3 separate regions of the Homo sapiens genome follow, and all the other regions are linked to region 1. The links are chromatin loops, found by intact Hi-C in ENCODE. Cell type or tissue: IMR-90. All regions are shown on one strand. Region 1 has its middle 410 kb from the start of LRATD1. Region 2 holds the start of NBAS (NBAS subunit of NRZ tethering complex). Region 3 holds the start of DDX1 (DEAD-box helicase 1).

What was found. Hi-C counts contacts between places; a loop is a spot of excess contacts. Peaks named below come from ENCODE experiments on the same cell type or tissue, not always from the same donor. Only the 100,000 strongest peaks of a DNase experiment are listed, where the experiment ranks them.
Region 2: a loop joins it to region 1, with 3 times the contacts of the local background. A loop is called at or near these places in 4 of 110 quality-filtered maps.
Region 3: a loop joins it to region 1, with 5 times the contacts of the local background. A loop is called at or near these places in 4 of 110 quality-filtered maps.

The regions. Positions count from the first base shown.
Region 1 is chr2:15,038,717-15,046,716 of GRCh38, forward strand. It overlaps a transcript of NBAS not described here. Among named protein-coding and RNA genes, the nearest start is that of LRATD1, 410 kb to the left of the region's middle. RefSeq lists enhancers at 3,958-4,458, 4,459-4,959 and silencers at 4,335-4,535, 5,009-5,303. In IMR-90, no CTCF peak of the experiment used is centred here; DNase peaks (open chromatin) are centred at 2,985 and 4,295; H3K27ac peaks cover 2,341 bases.
Region 2 is chr2:15,557,070-15,565,069 of GRCh38, forward strand. It overlaps NBAS (NBAS subunit of NRZ tethering complex), which reads right to left and starts at 4,265. Exons shown (of 52, transcript NM_015909.4): 1 at 4,119-4,265; 2 at 1,511-1,565. The coding sequence starts at 4,235. It overlaps LOC105373440 (a long non-coding RNA gene), which reads left to right and starts at 5,079. Exons shown (of 4, transcript XR_001739297.2): 1 at 5,079-5,114; 2 at 7,033-7,205; 3 at 7,996-8,000. RefSeq lists an enhancer at 4,055-4,464. In IMR-90, no CTCF peak of the experiment used is centred here; a DNase peak (open chromatin) is centred at 4,282; H3K4me3 peaks cover 2,396 bases; H3K27ac peaks cover 1,676 bases.
Region 3 is chr2:15,585,387-15,593,386 of GRCh38, forward strand. It overlaps DDX1 (DEAD-box helicase 1), which reads left to right and starts at 6,482. Exons shown (of 26, transcript NM_004939.3): 1 at 6,482-6,563. The coding sequence starts at 6,548. It overlaps LOC124905975 (a long non-coding RNA gene), which reads right to left and starts at 6,383. Exons shown (of 2, transcript XR_007086224.1): 1 at 6,074-6,383; 2 at 2,883-5,946. RefSeq lists an enhancer at 6,521-6,580. In IMR-90, a CTCF peak has its summit at 3,132 (motif pointing left); DNase peaks (open chromatin) are centred at 6,425 and 6,945; H3K4me3 peaks cover 1,414 bases; H3K27ac peaks cover 1,186 bases; H3K27me3 peaks cover 164 bases.

The sequences.
Region 1 (8,000 bases):
ATTTCCAAAAGTGACTGCGACCATGTGAATATCTCCCACTGAATTCACTCGAATATGTTCCCAAAGCTAATTTGGCCCGTAGCCACTCCATGCTGCCTGGCCAGAGAGGAAGTGGGATGGGGAGGAAGTCAGAATAGAAAGAGACAATTATCTTAACCAATTACAGATACAATGTCTTCTGCAAATTTTACCAAAAGATGTAATCATGTGAATTTAGACCCTGAGGCATCATCTTCGTTGGCCTAGTGGTAAATCCATCTCTGCTCTGGCTCCTGACATGGTCCTAGTTCCACCAAAACCCTAGGAATAAATATTTGTAATGGTGACTCAACTGCTTGTGAAAATAGACATAGTGGACATAAATCTGAATACACACTCTGACTCTGACTAGCCCTCTGTCTTTGGGCAAGTGGCTTATCTGCACTTGAAACTTAGTTTCCTAATCTGTAAAATGGAAACAATGACACCAATTTCCTGAGGCTGCACTGAGGATTAAACAAGATGTCATCAGTGAAAGCCAAGTACAAAGCTATTGGCGTTGCTGCGGTTGCACACTGAATGAATGAGTGGAAAATGGGGATGTCTGGAAGCCAGCCCCCAGCTTCCTGTGCTAACAACCTCTAAGGCGCCTTCAGCTCAGAAACACCCTATGATTCAAAATCCTCATAGAAAAAAGTCAGGGAAGGATTTAAAGAAATTGTTCCATATGATTTTTCACAGGCTCGTCAGTGACTCTGTGTGGGTCAAAGAAGATTAAGGGCCTCTGGAAATTCAAAGGCTGATTACATCAAATCCTATCCCAGGAGCCAAGAAGGGAGTGTGCACCACAGCTCAATATTCTATGCACAAGCCAGGAGCTTTTAGATAAGCATTTTGGGGGAGCTAACAGAAGGTGAGGGGTTTCCGTAAAGCCATGACTTTAAAACAAATCCTCCGAAGTACAGAGAGCTGAGCTCTGCTCACCACCTCCAAACCCAGCAGTTCCCTCCCTGAGGCTGTGGCCTGGCCCCAGTCTCAGCTCGGACACCCCAGCCACTGATGGAATCCAATTCCTTCCGGCAGCCTCTGAGGGCCAGAAGAACTCAGAAAGGACAGCCTGGGAGGCTGATCATCTCCTGACTTGTCTTCATTCCTGGTGCCTCCTCCAAGCTCTGCTAAAGGTGAGGGGGTGGGGATGTCTCTGCACTAAATGGGGGACAAATTAAGTGGCAGCTTAAGTCTTGTAATAGGTCAGGCAGGTGGTGATGTGAGTGATGCATCTTCAAGACGGTGATCCATCTTCCCCGTCTCCAGAGAGAATGACAGCTCAGCAGAGAGAGAGGAGCACTCTGCGAGGATGGAATCGAGAAGGCTGCCCCTGCAGCCCAACCCTGCTCAAGGCCTTCAGAAGGTCCCCTGGAGCTTGAAGTACCTGCAAAGAGCAGGATCCTAGGAGCCAAAGGAGGTCTCAAGAGCGTGGACTGTTTTTCTCCGCTGCAGAGTCATAGTCATTGTGTTCCTATTGTGTGTCAGACACACACTCATTTAACCTCGCCACAGTCCAGCAAGGTAAGGCTTATTACAGGTGGGAAAATTGAGGCTCCAAGAGGTTACAATGACTTTCCCAGGGTAACATAGAGCCTGAATTCACAAACAGGTAGGGATCTCTGATTACCGCAAGATTGTTGGTTTATTTGTTCTGATCAAAGAAGTCTTGGCTGAGTCTTAAGCACATGCGTATGGACCTGCCCAGGCACGACCACCTTGTGTTCTCTAAGACAGCAAACATTCAGGGCTCCGGAAGAAAAAAATCAAAGGAAAAGCTCCTCAGAAAATTGATCAAAAACAGCAAATAACAGCCAGGGGTGAACTTATGCTGTCTAGACTCAGCAAACAGATGTGGGGCTCAGCAGTTGGCCTGCACCAAGCTCGTGGCAATCTGCCAGTTCCAAACTGGCAAGCTAAGGGCTTTCTTGAAACCCACTGCTCATGTCAGACTCTGGGGTTTTTGTCTTTCTAAGCCCCACCCTTGCCCTTGGTCCAGGAGGTGGCCTTCACAGGGGCTGCTCTCCTTCAGACTTTGCTACCCATAAATCCCAGTGCTCGCACTTGTCCCTAAGTCATTCCGTGACAGTTAATCCAAAGGCCCCATCGTACATTGCCTAATCCCTGATGGTTGAGGTTATCTCTGCCTTCCTGTGCGGTAAAATCAGTTTACTTTTTTCCTCTTTCATCAGTTTGTTTGCATTGAGCTACTGCCTAATTAAACTTTCCTCTCCAGCTTCATCCCCTCAAATCTAACCTACACATCACTGGCAGATTAAATTCACCAAAGCTCAACTGTGATCACATCAGCCCCTACCCACAATCCTTCAATAGGAGCTCCCCTTTGCACAAGGTTACTCTCTATTCCAATATTCACATCACTCTTCATTCAAGCCAGACGGAGCTACCTTGTGTCCCCTGAGGAGAGAGCACATCTCACCACTATTGGGAGTTTTGGTCCACATTTATGGAGGCAGGGAGAGCTGAGTCCCATGGGGGAGGCTCAAGGACCACCTCAGGAATAGAAGAAGTGAGCCAGTATCCATGAGAACATCTGAGGTCTCTCTCCCAAGGGAGTCGGTAGCCACAGACCAGGGCCAACAACTGCAAATTCTGAGATTCAGGAGCATTTTGTTCACCCACATCTGTTCTCTACATTTGTGTCTTTTTCCAGAAAAACCATTACAAGAGAAACAGCTGCAGGGTGGGAGTGCCTGAAGGATGAAGTGGCAGGATCCCATTCTGTAGCATGTGGAGGAGTCCCCAAGGGGGAGAGTGGCAACTGAAAGGGAAACAAACCAGGCCAAATGCCTGGGGAGGGCCGGCAGGAAAAGTCAGCCAGGGACAGACAAATGGTCCTGTGGCTCAGATGTGGGGCAGGCTATCCAGTGCTGGGAATTATCTCAGGACAGCAGTAAGTACTCTTTGTACACCAGTTGAAAAAGCAAACAGATACTGAACAAGTGAAGAAATCTTCCGCCACTCTACCCGGCAGCTGTCCAGTGCTTGTTTCCATAGCATCTGGGCCTCTGCACCATCTGCACTGTGAGAAACGTTAGCCACCTTGCTTCCAAGGGCTCTGCCGGCTTTGGTGTTCTATTTTTTTCTTTTCTTTTTTTCCCTTTTCTCTACTACATGGAAATAAGGCCTGGGAGGATGGGGCCATTTTCAGGCTTGAGAGCACACGTTCCCAAGTAGGCTTTGGAGCAGACTTCGTCTTAGCGAGTCAAAGTGAAGTGAGAAATGAAGGTGATACGTGTTTGTGCTTCACATGTTCCTCTATTTGCTTTCAACATGGACAATATTTAATAGCACATGCAGCTTCTAAATCCTCCTGATATTTCTGGAACTGAGGATTGCTGGAGGCCTCATGTAAAAACGGAGTCCAAATTGGTTTCTTTTGTAAGAAAGGCAATGGCAAGGAAGGAGGCAAACCTAGGTGGCCAGTGGCCTTTCCCCTCCGTTCTTCTCTGCCTGTAAGTGCGTAATTGCCATCCTCAGAGCAAGAAATGCAAAGAGATGTCAAGGGTAGTTTGAACCCCAAAAGTGACAACGTCATGTGCTGGCTTGGAGCTAAGCATTGGGCAGTAATGACCATAATTTAGTCTGGTTTCTACTTATTATTACAGAGGCTGTTAACTGTAACAGAAGAATGAAAATTGCTGGGAGAAGGAAGTAGAGAAACAAAATCGATCCAGGAAATTGGAAAATAAGTGAAATGAACAACAATCAGGCTAAAATAACTACCAGGAAAGGAGAGAGAAGAAAGGGCACACCAAGGGCTTAGGTAGAAATTCACAGGAAGCCCATTGGCGAGGTCTTCTTTGCATCTCTTCTGAGGGATGACCCAGACTGAAACTAGCATATTCCCTGTGTGTTCTCAATGAGAGATGAGGATGGCAGGGCTGTGAAGACACTCTGCCCCCTTTCTTAGAGGAGAAATCATTCACTGCCAGGTCCAAGGGAAGATAGACACCCAAAAGAGCCCTGGCTGCCTGCCTAACAGGACTCAAATCCATAAATGGAGAGATTCTGGAATCTTCACACACCAATTAATAACTAAATTTGGCAAAACCACAGCCCATGACTTAAACCAGAAAGCAGCAGTCTTTTGCAGTAAAAGGCCAGCTAGTATATATTTCAGACTTCGGTCTGATGCAATGACTTTGCATGGTTCCTGATGCAACGACTTGACTCTGCCTTGTAGTAAGAAGGCAGCCATACACAACAACATTAACAAGCGGCTGTGGCTGCCAGCCAGTAAAACTTGCTTTACAAAAACAGGCAGTAGGTCACATTTGGTTCATGAGCCATAGTTCTCCAACCCCCGATTTACATAATAATAACAAATCCTACTTAACGGCACTTTACCATTTACACAGCACCCTTCCTCGCTTAGTCACTGGGTCATCTCTGTAATCTGTGAGGAGGCAGAGTAGGAGTCACTAGACTCATCTGACAGATGAGGAATTGGAGGTTACACAAGGTCACACAGCCTGTGGGCACCAAAAACCGGGACATTGCCTCCCTGTGCGTCTTGGACCCCTGCACGTTTAGCTTGGCTCCTAGTCCTGCTGCCTCCACCTTCCAAGGATCTCAGGCTGAGCTGTGCCACTTCCATTATCCCTGTCTCTGTCCTAGCCCATCTTGTCTTTCATAGGAAATTTCTAACAGTCAGGTTTGAGCATGTCACATTTCTGCTAAAAGCCCATCCATATCCATCCATGACCTGCAAGCTAAGGTCCAACCATCTTGGCCAGGACACAGGACTGTCCTGGCTCTGGCATCTGCCTGACTCTTCGCCCCTTGCTGTGATTTCCTAAACCTCAGTAATTTTAAACAGCATCACATGCCTCCAAGTGCTATGGTAAGCCTGAGCCTTTGCCTTCACTTGCTGTGCCAGAAAGTCTAATCCTGCCCTCTCCCCCTTAATCACACCAGGATTTCTTTGCTAAGGAGGCCTTGAAGGTTTAAGGGATTAAAATGTTCCCAGCAATTAGAAAACCTGGGTTCTAAGTCTAGCTCTGCCAGGAACCAGTGGGCCTCTACCAGTGAGCCCACCCTCAGCACTCAACTCAGCATCTCACCTTGGAGGGTGCCTTCTGACTCATCCCCACACTAGCCTGCCAGGGCTCCCGGGGATTGTAAAAAGCCCTGCTCTGTCTGTTGCCTGAAAACTTGATGCATTCGGGCAGAGATCCTCTTAGTAACCTTTCTATTCCCAAGCACATGGGCCAGTACCTGGTACAGAGCAGACGAATAATGAATGCTGATTGACTGGATGGATAAATGAATGAATCAATGAATGAAGTTCATAGAAGAGAAAACAAATTTTCACATGGACTTTTACTAATAAAGGGTTAGGCTGAACAGAGAGAAAACTTAAAAACTTTTTTTTTTTTGCTTAAATATACAATTTAGACAATTCCCCAGTTGTGCTTCCAATTACTTAGATTCTAAATGACAGAATTTGCATTCTGTAAGACTACCTGCTAATATGCTGATGCTGCCTGATTTGCAGGTAAGTAGCAGGGAAAGGTCTTTGCATGGCTGAGTTCTCTCACATTGATAAAGAATCAGCGACAGCTGACTTGACAATGAACTCCCAGCTCAGAAACCCCCCGGTCCAATTATTTCAGCTATACTCAAGCCTATTGACATTACACACACAGAAGAATGAACAGCAAAACCTATTAATGAGGTTTTTCATAAGATAGAAAAATAAACACAATCTGCAGGAAAGCATACTGACAAGGGGCTCAGCAGAGTATAGAATTAAGATTTCACAAAACAACTAGAATGTCAGGGTTCTTTCCTAGAGTGGCCATGGAACATGAGGAGACTCTATGAGTTGAAACTCCAAAGTCTTTGACCTGACTCAGATCTCTGCAAGTCACTTAGATAAGACTCTGTTTTCTCCTCTGCATAATGGGGGTTATAATCTATGCTCTGCTCACCTCACAGAATGGTTGTGAGGGTTAAAAGAGATGATAGTTGTGGCCTTATTTTCTAAATTGTAAACAACTATAAAGAGGTGAGGAGTTACCCTAGCTTTCATGCCTCTGATCAATCTGGCCATTATTTTTCACTGAAAGGCATCAGGATGATTCCCATATAAAGACAGTGCTTTGAACATTTAGCCTTCTGTTTGAAATAAAACATAAATACATTTGCTAGTACCAAAACATAATTGGGGTAAGGCTAGCACACAACAACGAAATGTCATATGCTAATAGAAACTCCCTAAGGGATGGTGTATCAAAATCAGATTTCAAAGGCAAGAGCCCATTCTGACCAATTAGCAAAGACTGATCAATTTCTAAATATGATTTCCTCCCAAAATAAATATCAAAATCTCTGTCATGTATTTCCCAACATTTCTGAAGCCTGCAAATCAGACAAATCAATCCAGGGAGCTATTGTTGACCACCAACGCCATGTGAGGCACTGTGCTGGGATCTAAAAATACAATGCGACATGATCCTGAGCTCACAGTCCAACAGGGCGACAGTGAAGAGAATAAGTATTCCAGAACAGTGGGAGAGGAGCTGACGCTGAGATCTGAGCAAAATGCTGAGGAAGCACAGAGATAGAAGCCATTCTTTGCACATGTTTGGGCAGTAACTTTCCAAACCACCAGTAACATGGCTGCCCATGGTGCAGTTGGAGTGGCCTTGCAGTGTTTCATTTTGTTATCAGAGAGCATGCAGAAGTGCTTCCCATTTTGCCACCCAAAATGTCTTTCCCAACTTTTTTCATTTGATTGTTTTGTTTTGTTTTTTTAATTTAAAAAAATGTGGTGTATACATATACATATATATACATCCAGTCCCATTGTATATATACATCACATTTTTTAATCAATTCATATGTCAACAAACACTTAGGTTGTTTCCATGCCTTGGCTAATTGTGAATAATGCTGCAATGAACACAGAAGTGCAGATATCTCTATGAGGTGCTGATTTAATTTCCTTCAGGTATATACCTGGAAATTGGAGCTAAATCACAAAGTAGTTCTACGCCAAATTTTTTGAGGAACCTCCATATTGTTTTCCATATGGCTATACTAATTTGCATTCCCACTAACAGTCTACAAGAGTTTCTTTTTCTCTACCTCCTTGCCAACACTTACTGCTTTTCTTTTTGAAGACAAAGGTTTGTAGACAAAGCCTGTAAGAGAGTGTGTACCCCCTAATTTCAGCAGACCCAGGGCTTCCCTGTGTCCCATCAGTCCACATTCAGCTTTCACCAATTAGTGAGCTCTTCCAGCTGAACTATTGCTACTCATGTGTCTATCTCAGGTGAATGTATGTTCATATTTTCTCTCCCATAGGCACTGTCTCTCCTTAGACTCCTCACAAGTCATTACCTTCATGACCTCAGCTCTCCAATGGTTTCAAAAGCAGTCATGCATTTGAAATAAGCCCAGTTCTTTTTCATTGCAAAGGTGGCAGTAATACTCCTTTCATCTCTCTACATCCTGGGGTGGAAGCTGGATTCAGTATGTTTTCATAGCTAATTTTTATTTTAGTTCTTAAGGCTTAATTTGAATGAGATACAAATCTATTCTAACTGGAATGTCATATTCCAATTCATATAGTCTTAAAACATTTTTAAGAATATAAAAAATCTCTCAATATATATCAACCTCCAAGAAATGTTTTTAATCATTGTACACACATAATTATAGAATTTGGGAGGATTATCACTTAGACCCAACAAACACAAACTTTGAACACTACTCTTCAGGTTCCTGAAGCAATTATAATGAGAATAATTTTAAGAAGGACAGAAAACTCCCTTTCTGGAATAACAAGAAGTGGCTGGTGCTGTGAGGAAGTGGGGAAGTCACTCTATTTTTATTTTATATATTTTTTTGCCACTTTAATACTAAGAGTGGTTTTATTTTTAGTTCACTTTTAATTAGTTGTACAGAAGAAGAAAGTTGAGTCAGTTGCAGGCAGCGGGGAAAAA
Region 2 (8,000 bases), 520 kb after region 1:
AAATAAAAGCAGTTTGAGATGTTAAATTTAATCTAAGAAGCTTTCATGAAACCATGGACTAGAAGTTATAATAATCACCCCTTAGAAACCAAAATATTTGTATAAAAAATTAAAGCAAGATATATTTTACACTTTATAGCAAAGATTTTTAAAACAGTAATACCTAAAATGGGAAAGCCCACGGAAAACAAAACCTCTAACACGCTATAAAAAACAATGCTTTCTATCATCCTAAATGTACATGTATGTGTGTACCTGTGTATGCAGTTAGGTATATATCAATGGAAAAATATCTAAAGAATAACAGATTCTCTCTAGGTGGTATGAGGACAAATTTTTTTCTAATTTGTAGTTATCTATAGTGTCTGTATTTTCTACAATGAATTTTTATTATTTGTACACATTTTCTAAATTCTCAAAATTTAAAAGCATTTGTCATTATGAAAACTGAATATGCTAGTGCTTCTTGTATCAGAAGATAAAATTAACTATAATTAACTGTAATTTTATCAGAAGATAAAAGGATAATCAGAAGATTACAGTTAATTTCAAGTACTTAACTTCTGTGAAAATGAATTTTCTCTTTATAAGGAACTTAAATTCACTGGTATAAGGATGGACTTTGAAGCCAGAAAGACATGCAGTCAAATTCCAAATGAATGACCTTGAGCAAGTTTTCTTATCTAAAATCATAAAGGAGTAACGGCACCTTTCTGGTCTGATAAAAGGACTCTATTAATGAATATGGTAAACCCGTCATGGCACCAGCTCAGTAAACCTAGTGCTCAATCCTTTCTCAGACTCTTGTTAGTTCATACGTAAAATTTGTCAGGAGTTAAATGAATACCCTGGCTTATCAAATCTGTAATTTGAGTATCTCTGACCAGATCTATCTGAAACACCACATAGACCTCTTAAAATAGTCTCTCAGTGTATTTTCACCTTCAACATCCACTGACTTTCTGAGACTCATACTGGCTTTGACCTTCATTCCTTCTAGAACAGCGTCCCCCAACCTTTTTGGCACCAGGGACTGGTTTTGTGGAAGACAATTTTTCCATGCAACCTAGATCCCTCACACGTGCAGTTCACAATAGGGTTTGCACTTCCCTGATAATCTAATGCTGCCGCTTATCTGACAGGAAGTGGAGCTCAGGTGGTAATGCTCACTCACCCATCGCTCACCTCCTGCTATGCAGCCTGTTTCCTAACAGACCACAGACTGGTACCAGTCCATGGCCCAGGAATTGAGGACACCTGTTCTAGAATACATCCATAATGGTTAAACCAAAGCTATATACTTTAGCTCTAAGCTGCATTAGAGCTAAAAACGTGCATGCGTAAATATACAAATGTATACATATACATACATATGTGTGTATATATAAATATATATATAATTAAACTCAGATAACACACATTACTTTTATTAGGCTCCACATCAGAAGTCTAAAGAACACATTTTAACTGTTAACCATATCATTACTGTAGAGAAATAAGCTATATTTACCTCGAATTGCTTTCGTGATGATAAAGGATGCACCATGTTTTTGGTTGCCTCTAGGCTGGAATTTAAAACAAAAAACACTTACATTTGAATCTTCTAGTAGTATTAGACCAGTATTACTTATACAATATGTAAACTTATTTTTATTTACTAATACTCAGAGTTTTGGGCACAGGGAAGCAGTGTCTTAAAACTACTTAAAGACTGGATGTTCAGGTGCAGTGGCTCACGCCTGTAATCTCAGCACTTTGGGATGCCAAGGTGGGCTGACTGCTTGAGCCCAGGAGCTCCAGACCTGCCTGAGCAACGTGGCAAAACCTCATCTCTACAAAAAATACAAAAATTGGCCAGGCATGGCGGTGCATGCCTATAGTCCCAGCTACTTGGGAAGCTGAGGTGACCCAGGAGGTTGAAGCTACGAAGCTACAGTGAGCCCTGATCATGCCACTGCACTCCAGCCTGGGTGACAGAGTGAGACCCTGCCTCAAAAAAAAAAAAAAAAAAAAAAAAAGTAGACACAGGACGCGGGACAATAGGAGAAAAGTGAGCATAGCAGAGCTACAGGCACATGTCAGGACTAACCTTGCAGGAAAGAACAAGGATTGAAGCTGGAAACTGTTTCCAAATCAAAAACCAATCCAAAGACAAGAGAAGTCAAGGCCAAAGACCATACTGGTTGCCAGTTCAGCATACTCTATTGAGGCTGTAAGTTTTGCTCACAGGAAAAGTGGTCATATCTCCAAGGCCAATTCATTGACTATCTGTTGTGTATCTATACAGACAATGCTACTAACAAAACATACACAGATACGTAATTGCTATATTAAATAATTCCATTCCATAAGTATAGACTGAACACACCGTGGGTAGGTTCATGACGCTAGGCACTGCATAAGATGCACTAAAGTGCTGTCAAGAAAAGCACAATGGACATACAGTAAGTGTAGACAGATTTTTTTAAAAAACACAGAAAAGTTATTTCACTCAATAAACATGAATTGATTGTTGGATTCATGCAAGACACAATTTGGCCCTGGGAAGAGATATAAAGATGAATCAGATGTCTGCCCTCCAAGAGCTTATAATTCAACAGCTGAAATCAACAGAATGCAGAAATCGATAGAATGCAGAAATCAATTGAACTCCCCCACCCCCAACACACAAACACAAAACAAAGTGCTAAGGGTTTCAAAGTAAGTTAATTCTGTGGTTACTTTTTTGGAATCAATTTATGGTAAGCATTCTGAAACATTACTGCAATTAACCAATGAGTGTTAAGGAGTGGAAACTTATCTAACCAGCTGCCTCAGCAACAGCTTCCTAGCTGCATAACCCAAAAAATATTCACATTAAGACAAACTAAGTACTTGAAATTAAACAGTAATATATGCAGATCTCTACCCGTCTACAAAATAAATTATTCATGATAAGCACAAACTGCAGTGGGAAGGAGGCTACAGAGGAAAAAAATACAAACTTTGGGCTGAAAAATGAGTCGTTTCTCCAGCAAAGAAACACTCAGAAAAAATGTAAGATAACTCACATGGGCTGGACTACATAATCTTTAATAAAGGTTCTTTTCGATCTGGCTGCTTCCTCTGGGTCTAAAACAGTAACTGGCACGTGTTAAGCACTCAATAAATATCTGTTAAATAAACATGGATCCAAAAAATAATAATAATAAAAAATAAAATAAAATAAACATGGATCCATGGTTCCTACTCTTCATCACAGACCCGGGAGGCCTTCACTACCAAACAACTGATAATCCCAAGATCCAGTCCATAAATTATCAACCTCTATAACCCTTCTGTAGCGGAGATCCCAATCCCAGTCAGCAGCTCTTTACTCTGCACTTCCGTGGCATTTTGCTCACATCGCTAACTATAGCGCATAAAACGCTAGGTTATGAAAAACGTTTACGGGACTGTCTCCCCTCTAGACGAGAAGCTCCACGAAAACATATTCATCTCTGTATCCTTAGCACCTAGCACAGCACCTGTGACACCGAGACAGACGAACGGACACGCACACCCTTATTAAATGCTCTTTTATTGAAACACACAAGACCTGGCGCGATCCAGCCCCCAGTATGGGTAAAGGCTCAGATTCTGCGCTCTGCACCAGCCTGGCAGATGCTGCAGACTGTAAGGTCCTGGAAAATTCTCCCATCGCAGTTGAGCGTCGGCCCAGACTAGCCCTAGCCAGACCGCGAGAAGGGACCACTGAGGGTCCAGATAGGAGAAAGGACCCTCGAGTCCAGCGCTGTGCCTTCCCCTCCTAATACAGAGAGCGACACTAACAATCCCCTCTCCTCCCAATACAGAGAGCGAAACTGAGAACCAAAGTGGGATCGTACGCTCCCCAGAGCACGAAGTTCCAGCCCCCAACAACCGAATTCTGAGCCCAGGAAGAATCTCAGGGACCACCACCCCACCCCGCCCTAGACCCCCGCTAGCCCAAGGTGCCGTTGCCAAGGCGACCGCACAAGCCAACCGGCCCTAGTCCCCCACCCACCCGTCTCCACTCCCCTACGTGGCTCCTGCTACGTGGCTCTACCCACGAAGCGCCCGCGCCAAGCTGGCTGCTGCTGTAGATGGGCCTGGTTCACCTGTACTTCAGTCTCCGGTGGCCACTCGGTGTTGACCAACAAGTCATAGAGAATCGTCTCCTCCTCACCCTCTGCAGTGCCTGGACTCAAAGCCGGCCCTGACTCGGGGGCCGCCATGTTCGCCGAGGACTCAGGCAGCGGAGGAGTGTCTCTACGGAATCCCTCACAGGACAAGCTTCTCTATCCGCGGCCGCTTTTGTTTCACGGCAAGGAAATGCTAGGTTAACCCTTTTATGAGTAGGAAGGACAGGGACTATTGCTTGTCTTGGGAACGACTTGTGTCCCGGTCCTGATACACTCCTTGTTCATTAATCTACATGAGATCGGCCAAGTCATTGAGCCTCTCTTATAACTCAGTTTCCATAAAACAGAAATGGTAAAGGTACCCCACTGAAATGCTAATGTTCATTTGTATATTCTTTGCCTAACACGTAGAGAGAGTTCAAACAGTGGTTTTAAAATAAACAACTAAAGTTATCCAATGAAAGGTAGCAGAGGAAGGATGCTACAGGAGCTCAGAAAAGGCAACGAAGGCCAGAGTCTGCAGGGATTTCCTGGAGGACGTGGAGCTTGTCCCTGCGTCTTTAACAATAGGCAGAATTTTAATCTACTGGAGAAGCATTTCAAGTAGCGGGAAATGGAATGAGCAGAGACAGAGGCAGAAATACAGAGTTGAAAGAACTCTTTCAACGTGTCGCCAGTGAGTGACGACTTTCTCAGTGTGGGAGTAAAAGAATTTACCAAGACAGTGGTAGATAAAGAAAGACAGATTAAAGAAAGTATGAAAGTTCGTTGCCAGGGAGCAGCGGGCCGACTCAGCAGAGGAGGAGCTCATTGCTAGGAAACAAAGGCTTGTTGAGAATTTTATAGACTGGAACTTGGAGTGATTGATAACACCAGGTAGCAGGGAGTTAACTTGCTTTTTTTTTTTCTTTCTTTCTTTTTTTTTTTTTTTTTTTGTCAGCTGAAGTGTTTCAGAAATTGAGGCATTTGAAGGTAAGCAGGAAGTTTGTGAGTTAAGTACGTTATCTGGGTAGAAGGGCCATATGTCCTGGGCCATAAAGAAAAGTAGACCTATGGCTTATTTGTTTCTTCCTTTTGTTTATATGTTTTGGACCATGAAGAAAGACAGACGTATAGCTAATTTGCCTTATCTCTTTGTTTTTCCCTGCTCCCACTAGCCTGCCTTTTTTTTTTTCCTAATTAGTACTCAACAAGACGGGTGAATAGAACCCAAGTTGAGAAAGGGTGTAGGGGCAATAAAGTTGAAATAATAGGTTGAGAACCCGCATGGAGGGAGCGAAAAGGTCAACCCCATTTGTTCATTCATTCATTCATTCAACAAATACCTCTTTGTGGACAGTTATAAGCAGAGCCTACTGTAACATGAATGAATATATACTGTACAAAGTATTACACTGTTTCACATCAAAAGAAACACAAATACTGAATATCCCTTGAGATAATTATATTCATGATATCCATCAAGATGCATTAGGCGGTGATGCAATTAAAAGCCTCTGCTGGGAAGCCTCTAACCAGCTCCCATTTCTCTCAAAGTTTAATGACCTCAAAGCCCTACGTCATCTGCCTGCTCCCCTAAATCTCACACCTCATTTCCTGCTCCCCCTACTACCTTCAGCCACACTGGCTCTATTTCTGAACACACCAGACACACATCAACTTCAGGAGTTCTGCAAAGCCTGTCCCCTCCACTTGGAAGGCTTTCTACCAGATGTTTACCTGGTTCCTCCCTTATCTCCTTCAAGTTTTTGCTCAAATGTCGTCTCTCTCTGAAGCCTACCTTGACTGCTCATTTTTAAATTTGCAATGACCATTCTCCAACTCCAGCTTTCCAGAGCTGCTCTATTATTTTTTCCATTACACTTGTCATCACTTAAATGGCTATACAGTATATTTGCTTATTATCTGTCTCCATTCACTAAAAGGTAAGCCATGCCAGGTGCTCTATCTATATGCATGCAAATGCTATATCCATCCCTGCTATATCCCCAGAATTTATAACAGTGCCTGGCATAGAGCAGAGGACAAAATATATATTATTTGTTGAATAAATGACAGACTTCCCAGAAAATCTTTTACACATTGTCTCCCCATAGTATTTCTCTGCATAGCAGCTGTGCCCTTCAATCAAACCCCTCATTGTGAACACCAGACGTGTCTTCTCCCTACCGCACAAGGCTGACAAACTGTATACCTCCGGGGAGCCCCGCCCACATTGCATGCGGTAGAACATGAAGAGGCAGGAACACCATGCACATGGAATGCGGTGTGAGGGCTGGTTACTGGAGTCCTCCAGTACCTCAGTACAACCCCACCTATTTCTCCACACCAAGTTTCCTTGGCTCTTTATTCCTCTGTCTCATCCTTTCTCAGATAGATATTGGGGTTGCTTTCTGTTTCATCACTCTCTTCACCACTTTCACTCAATCTGTACAACCACGGCCAGGAGATAGCTGGTCAAACTGGCAAAGGATGCTTCCTTCTTAGCTGGTGTGCAAAGGGGACCACTGCAAATACACCATGAAGAATTTATTTATTTTACCATCATCACACTATTTTTGTTTGTTTGTTTTTGTTTTTGAAACAGGGTCTCACTCTTTCACTGAGGCCAGAGTGCAGTGGCACAAAGAGAGCTAACTGAAATCTCTACTTCCTGGGCTCAAGCAATCCTCCCACCTCAGCCTCCTGAGTTGCTGGGACCACAGGTGCATGCCACCATGCTGGGCTAACTTTATTATTTTTTGTAGAGATGGGGGGTCTTGGACTTCTGGGCTCAAGTGATCTGCCTCGGCCTCCCACAGTGCAGGGATTACAGGCACGCACCACCATGCCCAGCCTCACACCATGTTAATTGTTTTATCCATCCTCATCCATACCCCACTTACCATAGCATGTACAAAAGGACAGAAAACATAAACTCATGCCTGGCAGAGAGCTTCTACTCTGAAGAAACAACAACCGAAGTGTCACAGGATGAATCTATGCTATTTGGAGAGGGAGTATACATTTAACTTGAAGCAATCCCTGGAAGAAAAATTCTACTAGCAGAGATGCTCTGAGCAGGTAAGTGGGTTCTTAAACCTTCAGCACCACTAGTTAAAATCCAGAAGAGTTCCTGGAAGGGGAGAAATGTGAGGTGACCAATAAAAGGGAAGAAGATGGTAAGAATATGTATGCCACAAGAAGAACTCCAAATGTTGAATATCAGACACGGGTTGGAAAAGAAAAGACAAAGATCTGATCAAGTTCAACTGAATCAAAGGAATAGGATGACTTAAAACAGATTGAGTGGCTGAAGCCAAATTGCTACTTGGTCTTATTTACAGTGACTATATAGCAAAGTATCCAAACTGGGATATTTTTGAAAAGAAAAAGCCATGATTTTAATAGTTATGCTAGGACAACAAGCATGAAACAGGGCTGTCATGGGCAAACTGAGATGATTGTCACACTAATCCTAAACAGCAGAGTGGGTAATTTAATGAAGAGGTGGTGAGCGTTTCACAAGGATAGCAAGACTCTTCTGTTCGTCATTATTCTCTTCTTTCTTCCCTCGTGCTTGTAGTGACACTGGTCATTTTTGTCTGCCCAGGCCCTTTGCTTCCTTCGGAGACTGTTCTAGCTGCTCTTCATTCACTCAGTCAGATAATTCCTAGTGGGGCCGCCAATCCCCAAACTCTGCCCCCTTGACCCAAAGAACTCCATTCCTGCTACTTTGAGCATCAGGTTGAGAATCCTTCCCTGGGATTTTTTTTTTTTTTTAAGTGGAAATGGAGGAAAAGGCTCCTTGCCTTTTTGGGTCACAGAGTTTGAAGAATATTGGGGTTATTAGCATCCATCTTATTCATTCCAGAGAGA
Region 3 (8,000 bases), 550 kb after region 1:
CTAAAAAGGGAAAGCCATTCTAGGGAGAGGGAACAGCATTTTAAAAACTACAGTGGTGACAGGCAATGTGGCATATGCAAGGATTTCTACACAGTTTGATATGCTAGAAAGTAAAATTTGTGGAGAGTGGCAGGTAATAAGGCTGGAAGTAAGCAGGAGGCTGGACATGGAGGACCATCCTATGGAGGGTGGATTCAGGAGCCTTACCAACTAAGAGCTGTGTTGAAGGGGAGAGAGTTTGTTAATGGAAAGACTGACCATAGCAAGATTCAAGATCCAGTGCAAGTACTCCTGAGTCGTTTTTTCCCTCCTAACAGGTAGATCTGGGGCAACCTACACGGACAGCATTTATGGAGGGGGAAGGTTACTGTTACTTGTGTGAAATGATGGGTAGGTTTGTATTCTATATTGTGAGGAAGGACTTTGTGAGGGAGGGGGTTTATGGATGACGATATTGTATTTTCTACTCAACTTCTTTTAGATTAAAACAAATTCTCTCTCTAGCTGCTTCCTCCTTCTTGGTGGTGAGATCCTCAGAAACTAAGCAGCTGGCTTTATCTTGTTCCAGAAGGACCTGGGAATAGGAACTGAGGAGGAGGGTGGATGTCAATGAAAGGACAAACTAAACAACCTAATTTGACTTGTGTTCCCTAGGCTGGGTTCAGAGTCACATCCTCTACTGTATATGTCACATTTCACCTTCATTTTCATTGTGAGGAAATGGCCATATATTCAGGGATAATTTTGGATGTTTCCCTCACAACTCAGGCCAAATGTCTCCTCCGCCTTTTAGCCAGAATAGCTTGATTATTGCTGTATTATGAAACATTCAAAAAATGTTCCTGAAAGATACATTACACAATATCCATAATGATGTGTGTTTTATTTCCTTTCTTTTCTGTACCTCTTAGCAAAGTGTTGGGCTGCAGAAAAAAGAAATTTTAAAGTGGCTTAACTGGGACATTCTCAAGCTGCAAGAGAGGTCTAGAGGTAGACAGACCTGGGCTTACCATCATTAAGGATCCAGCCTTTTATTTCTGCTTCAGTAGTCTTAGTGTGCGGCTTTTATCTTCGGGACTCATTGCTGACTTTCCAGGCATCATATCAATGTTCCAAAGGAAAAACGGTGCATGCCAGACAGATCTTTCCCTTTTGAAAAGCATTCCTGGAAGTCCCAACCTGGCACTGCCAGTTATATCTCTCCAGGCAGAGCTGAGTCTCTGGGCTGTCTCTCTACAAAGGAATCTGGAAAGGTGATTGTTTTCTTCTTCTTCCAAGTTTCCATTTTTTTTTTCTTTTTGAGAAGAGTGTGGCTGTGTCACCCAGACTAGAGTGCAGTGGTGTGATCACGGCTCACTGCATCCTCGACCTCTTGGGCTCAAAAATGATCCTTCATCATGACATCAGGAGATCAAGACCATCCTGGCTAACACGGTGAAATCCCGTCTCTACTAAAAATACAAAAAAATTAGCCCGGCATGGTGGCGGACGCCTGTAGTCCCAGCTACTCAGGAGGCTGAGGCAGGAGAATGGCGTGAACCCAGGAGGCGGAGCTTGCAGTGAGCCGAGATCACGCTGCTGTACTCTACTGTACTCTAGCCTGGATGACAGAGTGAGACTCCATCTCAAAAAAAAAAAAAAGATCCTCCCCCGGCCAGCTTCCCAAATAGGTGGACTGCAGGTGCGTGCCACCATGCTTGGTTAATTTTTTAAAGTTTTGTTAGAGAAAGGGACTCTATGTTGCCCAGGATGGTCTCAAACTCTTGGGCTTAAGTCATACTCCCACCTTGGCCTCCGAAAGTGGTGGAATTAAAGGCATAAGCCACTACGTCCAGCCTTTTTCAGATTTCTATAATAAAGAAAGGCAATGGGAAAGGGGACTACTATTGTTTGAATGTTCCCTCCAAACTTCACATTGCCAATGTAATTTTAAGAGGGGGGCCTTTAAGAGGTGATTGGCCCATGAAGGTTCTGCTCTCATGAATGGGATTGAAGCCCTTGTAAAAGAAGTTTCATGGAGCATTTGGTCTCTTGCCCTTGTACCTCCTGCCATGTAAGGACATAGAGCTCCTCCCTGCTGGAGGACATGGTGTTCAAGGCACCACCTTAAAAGCAGAAACCAAACCCTCACCAGACTATAAACTTACTGGCACCTTAATCTTGGACTTCCCAACCTCCAGAACTGGCAGAAATAATTTCTGTTCCTTATAAATTAGCCATTCTCAGGTATTTTGCTATAGCAGCACAAATGAGCTAACCTAGGAACTGTGTATGGCTTTTGGGTGGTCCATCTACAGAGGCCTTCCCAGGACCCATCCTCTCTACACTTTCCCAGATACCTGAAGGCATTTTTTTTCAGGTCTGCCTTAGTAGTTGCAAAACCATTTGCTCTACAGTGGGATATAATTATAATATAGCTTACTTGAAAATACATAGCATAATATCTTGGGCCCATGGATAACATAGTAAAACTTCCCTATCACATGATTAGTGGGGCCCAAACTACCCAATTACAGAAAATGTGGGGTTATTCTGAGGTTAAAAAAAAAATACTGGGGGCAAGCCCAGGCTGAGGGGTGTGTGTGTGTGTGTTTGAGACAGAGTCTTGCTCTGTCGCCTAGGCTGGAGTGCAGTGGCATGATCTCGGCTCACTTCAACCTCCGCCTCCTGGGTTCAAGTGATTCTCCTGCCTCAGCCTCCCAAGTAGCTGGGATTACAGGCGCCCGCCACCAAGCACGGCTAATTTTTTGTATTTTTAGTAGAGACAGGGTTTCACCATGTTGGCCAGGCTGGTCTTGAACTCCTGACCTCAGGTAATCCACCCACCTCGGTCTCCCAAAGTGCTGGGATTACAGGCATGAGACACCACGCTCAGCCATATGTGTTTTTTAATTATAATTTTTTAAACAGCTTTATTAAGGTATAATTTAAATACCATAAAATTCACTAATGTACAATTCAATGATTCACAGAGCTGTGCAACCAGCACCACAATCCAGTTGTTGAAGACTTCCATCACCCGCCTTAAATGTCGCACGTCCATTTGTATAAATGGAGACAGATGAACAAAAGCCTACGCTGGGAGTTTTTAGGGTCCAGTCCAATCTCTTCTCAGTTTGGCTACAGTTTGGTGCCACCTGGTGGTGTCTGTCCTGGTTTCTGGGACCAGGCCAGGGTTTCTAGGAATCTCCCAGTTAGTAGGCAACCATTAAATCAACCTATTCTTGGGGAGACTAGACCAGCAAAATACCAGACTGAAAGGCACCCATCCTCTATCTTTTGGTTTGGTGAAGGGCCTGGCTGCTGTTTCTCTGCCTGGTGTTATTCTACCTGCCAAGGAGAGGAGCCAATCATACCCCAATTCACATATCCCAATTTGCATTACTGAGGGCACTGCAACACATACATACAAATATCTATAATTATTAAAGCAGTATATTAAGTGAGCTGAACTTGATAAGGCACAAACAGAAAACATTATCTGTTACCTTGAAATCATCTCTATGGGTTATTTCTTTCCCTGACCTAGATGAAGTCTCTGGCATCTTCCAGAGCTTTTCTGGTCACTCTGAGACAATGAAGAGTTGTCTGGTTACTTTCATCTAATTATACCCTCGTTTCTGTAAACTATCATGTCCAGGATCGTGATTGAAATTCACAACTTCAACCAACATCATGGCTTCCTCCTCTTCCTGCTTGGCCTATTCCACGCCAGAAGCCTGCAGTGGGATGGAGGATGGGGTCAGTCTCTTTTCTGTACTCGCCTCTCCCATTAGCTGTTGTTTCTGACTCCTGGGAAGGATAAAGTCTAGGGGATGGGGTGGCGGGTGGGTACACACCTTTATCTGGCTGGGTTTATGGTGATCTGATTCTGGTGCTTTCTGGCTTAGACATGCTCAAGGCTGATTGTTTCTCTTAGAGGGAACTTTTTGTGGTATCTTGGAGATTCTCCTTGCTGGCATCCTCCACATGCAACTCCCATGAGACAAGAGATATCTCTTCTCCAGTTTGGAAGGTAAGGATGCCACTGCGTTCTTTGGGGGGTCTGTGTGCTGAATCATTTAGCTCCTCCGGGAAGTCTCTTGGGCACATTCCCTTTGAAGAAAACTTCCAGTCCACTCTCCACAGATCTATTTATCCCTTGGGGAAAAAATGTCACACGATTCCCCCACAGTTAACTCCTGCAGCAGGCTTCTCTCTCCTTCTCTCTGTCTCTTTTTCTGCCCTGCCACCTCAGGTCCTCCTAGGGACGGCTTCTCAGAGCAGTCCTTACGCTTCCCAAACTCTCAGATCAAAAGTTCTCAGAGTATTTCCCTGAAATGCATTCTTTTCACAGAAATCTTTTCTCTTAATTTGCATCTTTAATTTTTTCATACTTTATCTCTTCCTTGAGACAGGGTCTTGCTCTGCCACCCAGGCTGGAGTACAGTGACACCATCATAGCTCACTGCAGCCTCCACCTCCTAGGCTCAAGAGATCCTCCCACCTCAGCCTCCCAAGTAGCTGAGACTACAGGTGTGCACCATGCCCAACTATTTTTTAATTTTTTTTGGAGATGGGGGTCTCATTATGTTGCCCAGGCTGGTCTTGAACTTCTGGGCTCAAGTGATCCCCTTGCCTCAGCCTCCCAAGGTGTTGGGATTATAGACATGAGCCATCATGCCCAGCCGATTTTTCACACTTTAAAGGTGGGCATTGGCAAAAGGCACAAAAATTAGATTTCAGATTTCCCTTTGGCAAGTCCTGCATAATATGGGTCTTGTATCTCTCCTTGGAATGTGGGGGTACTTGGTATCCATTCAAAACTGGTACACTGCATAACTCTCAGGGTCTTATTTAGACAAAATATAACAAGAATAGAGAATATAATGTGAATAGTGCCCCCTGGAAGTGTAAAGCTGCAGGGCTGAGTGTATTGTCCTGGGCCTTTGGAGCTTCAGGTGAATCCTGTTACATGTAATAGTAATAACAGAGCTAGTTATATTGTCACCATGTGCTATGCACTATTTTAGATGCTTTATGTATTTTATTTGATCCTCATAACTATCATATGAGAAAGGTACTATTGTTCATCCCTATTTCACAGGTAAGTAAACTGAAGCCCAAAGAAGCTTCATGACTTGTTCAAGGTCACACAGCAAGCAAGTGGCAGACCTAGAATCCAAACTCAGAATATGGTTCCCAACTCTGTACTTCTAACCCTATTCTATCTTTTTTATTTTTTATTTTTTTGAGACAGACTCTCCCTCTGTCGCCCAGGCTAGAGTGTAGTGGCACGATCTCAGCTCACTGCAGCTTTCGCCTCCCAGGTTCATGTGATTCTCATGCCTCAGCCTCCGGAGTAGCTGCAACCCTATTCTTTTTTCTTTTTTTTTTTTTTTGAGACGGAGTCTCGCTCGGTCACCCAGGCTGGAGTGCAGTGGCGCGATCTCGGCTCACTGCAACCTTCGCCTCCTGGGTTCAAGCGATTCTCCTGCCTCAGCCTCCCGAGTAGCTGGGACTACAGGCATGCACCACCACACCCGGCTTCTTCTGTGTGTGTGTGTGTGTGTGTGTGTGTGTGTATTTTTTGTAGAGAAGGGGTTTCACCGTGTTAGCTAGGATGGTCTCGACCTCCTGACTTCGTGATCCGCCTGCCTCGGCCTCCCAAAGTGCTGGGATTACAGGCGTGAGCCCCCGCGCCCGGCCGCTGCAACCCTATTCTATCTTGCCTGAGGGTTCCACTTTTCTCCATGACACTCTGGGGCAGGCTACAGATAGCACAGCACGCGCCCTCGCATTGCGCAGATGTGGCTCAGATCCCACGCTGCCATTCGGTAGATATGTGTCTTTAGATAAGTGACTTAACTTTCCCGAATTTTAGAGTCCTCATCTAAAGATTCTAATACCTTCCTGACAGAGTGAGTGTCTGGTTGGGAGGATTCCTCATTTACTTTCCCCATCTCTCTGCAAAGAGAAAGGAGTTAAAATTGCATGGAAGTCAAACCCGAAATTATAAAAGCGACATCAAACATGGGTGAAGGGAGGGAGACCTAAATCATTACTTAGTTTAAAAAAAAAATGTAACAAATACCTACTGGCTGCCAGGCACTCACTGGCATTGGTGCTCAGGGCAATGAATCCAGTCCATCTCTCCGGGTCATTCACACACCAAGGCCCTGCTCACCTTTGGAAAGCTGGGGGACTGAGTGGGGAGGGCACGGTGTGGTGTCAGCCTGAGCCCACTGGATGACCCTAATCACCAAACATCTGCTTCCTTCTCTGTAGCTGTGACCCTGATACCGCGTGGTGTGCTCCGAACACATGGTGCCCAGAACGAAGGCGGCGTCCAGAAGCCCTAGGTCCCAGAGGTCCGCTCAGCGGCAGGCGCATAAGGCGGGGCCGGCGCGGGCCTTTCCTTCCATCGGAACCGTTCTCCCGGGGCTGAGTCCCTGCCCGGACTCCGAACGCCGAAGACCAGGGGCCGGAAGCGCGCGCCGCCACTGCCACGCCGTGTCAGTCGGGAGGGAGGGAGCGAGCAGGCGAAGCCGCGGAGGACGGGGTGAAGATGGCGGCCTTCTCCGGTGCGTTTGTGGAAACTCTGGGGGTGGTGGGGCGGCTTGTTGCACGCCTCAGCCCTGGGGCCGCCCGCGGAGAGCTAAAGGGGCGGGAGCGGACAGGGGTCAGGGAGACAGAAGGGCGCTGTCCGCTGCAGTCCCTGATGGACCCGCGTTGCGGGATCAGGGGCGGCCGCGGCTCGGGTTCGGAGGACGATTCTTCCCAGGAGCGGGCCGGAACGTCCCTCCCCCTGCCCTTTCCCTTCTACCAGTCTCCACTTGGCTTTCCTGCCAGTGCACCTTCGGCTGCAAAATCTAGGCGGCGGCGTTGCTCTGGCGGCTCCCAGACGCCTGGGCCTCCTGCCTCTTAACGTGGCAGTGACCCTTTGGGAACCCTTTTCTGCCCGCGGCTCATCTGGGCTTGGCCAGGCAGAGAGGCGAGACGGCGTGGGGAGGAGTCATTGGGGAAAAATGACGATCCTGCCTCTGTCCAGTTTTTTCAGGCCCTTCCAAAACGTCCCAGGCATAAACCTGATCTTTATTTGTTCTTAAACGTTGTTATATCAACATTAATGTTCAGTGTTGAAGCTAAAGGGAAAGCATTTTCATTAACGTACGCACCAGTCCAACATAAGTTTGGAAAATTCATATTTATTTGCCGTCTGCTACCCTCCTTTATTCCAAATATGATTTGATATGGCTTATCGAACCCTACAGTTGATATTTTCGCCTCTTGCTTTATCATCCTCCTGTTAGGCATCCAGTTTTAGGAAGCTGTAATCAGCCTTAAATGCGCTAAACGTGATACATTTATGTAGCACTTATGTAACGTTTATTGCTATATAAATGTATCACGTTAGGCCTAATGTCCTTTAATGTTATTAACTTTTTAAGATGACTTCAGATGTAGTATTTTATATTTTTTAGTTTTCTTCTGTAAGAATATTAGGAATTCCATATCTCCAGTCATGTAAGATATTTTTTTTCTTTTTTGGGGGGGAGAATGGGGGGGTGGGGGGATGTAGTCTCCTTCTGTCGCCCCAGCTGGAGTGCAATGGTGTGATCTTGGCTCACTGCAGCCTCCACCTCCCAGGTTCAAGCAATTCTCCTGCCTCAGCCTCCTGAGTAGCTGGGATTACAGGCGCCTACCACCATGCCCTGCTCATTTTTGTATTATTAGTAGAGACGGGGGTTTCACCATGTTGGCCAGGCTGGTCTCGAACTCCTGACCTCAGGTGATCCGCTCACCTCGGCTTCCCAAAGTGCAACAGTCATGTAAGATTTCTGACTGTTTCAGTTACATCTTCTAATAGGATTCAATTGGAAACTGCTCAGAGTTGTTGCTGTTTTTCTTTTCCCAACATTCTCCTAAAACGATTTTAGAGCCAAGGTCTGTAGGATAGTTCTAGGTAGTCATTTTATAGGTTCACATCTTTGGGAGTCATACACAAATTTCATGAATGT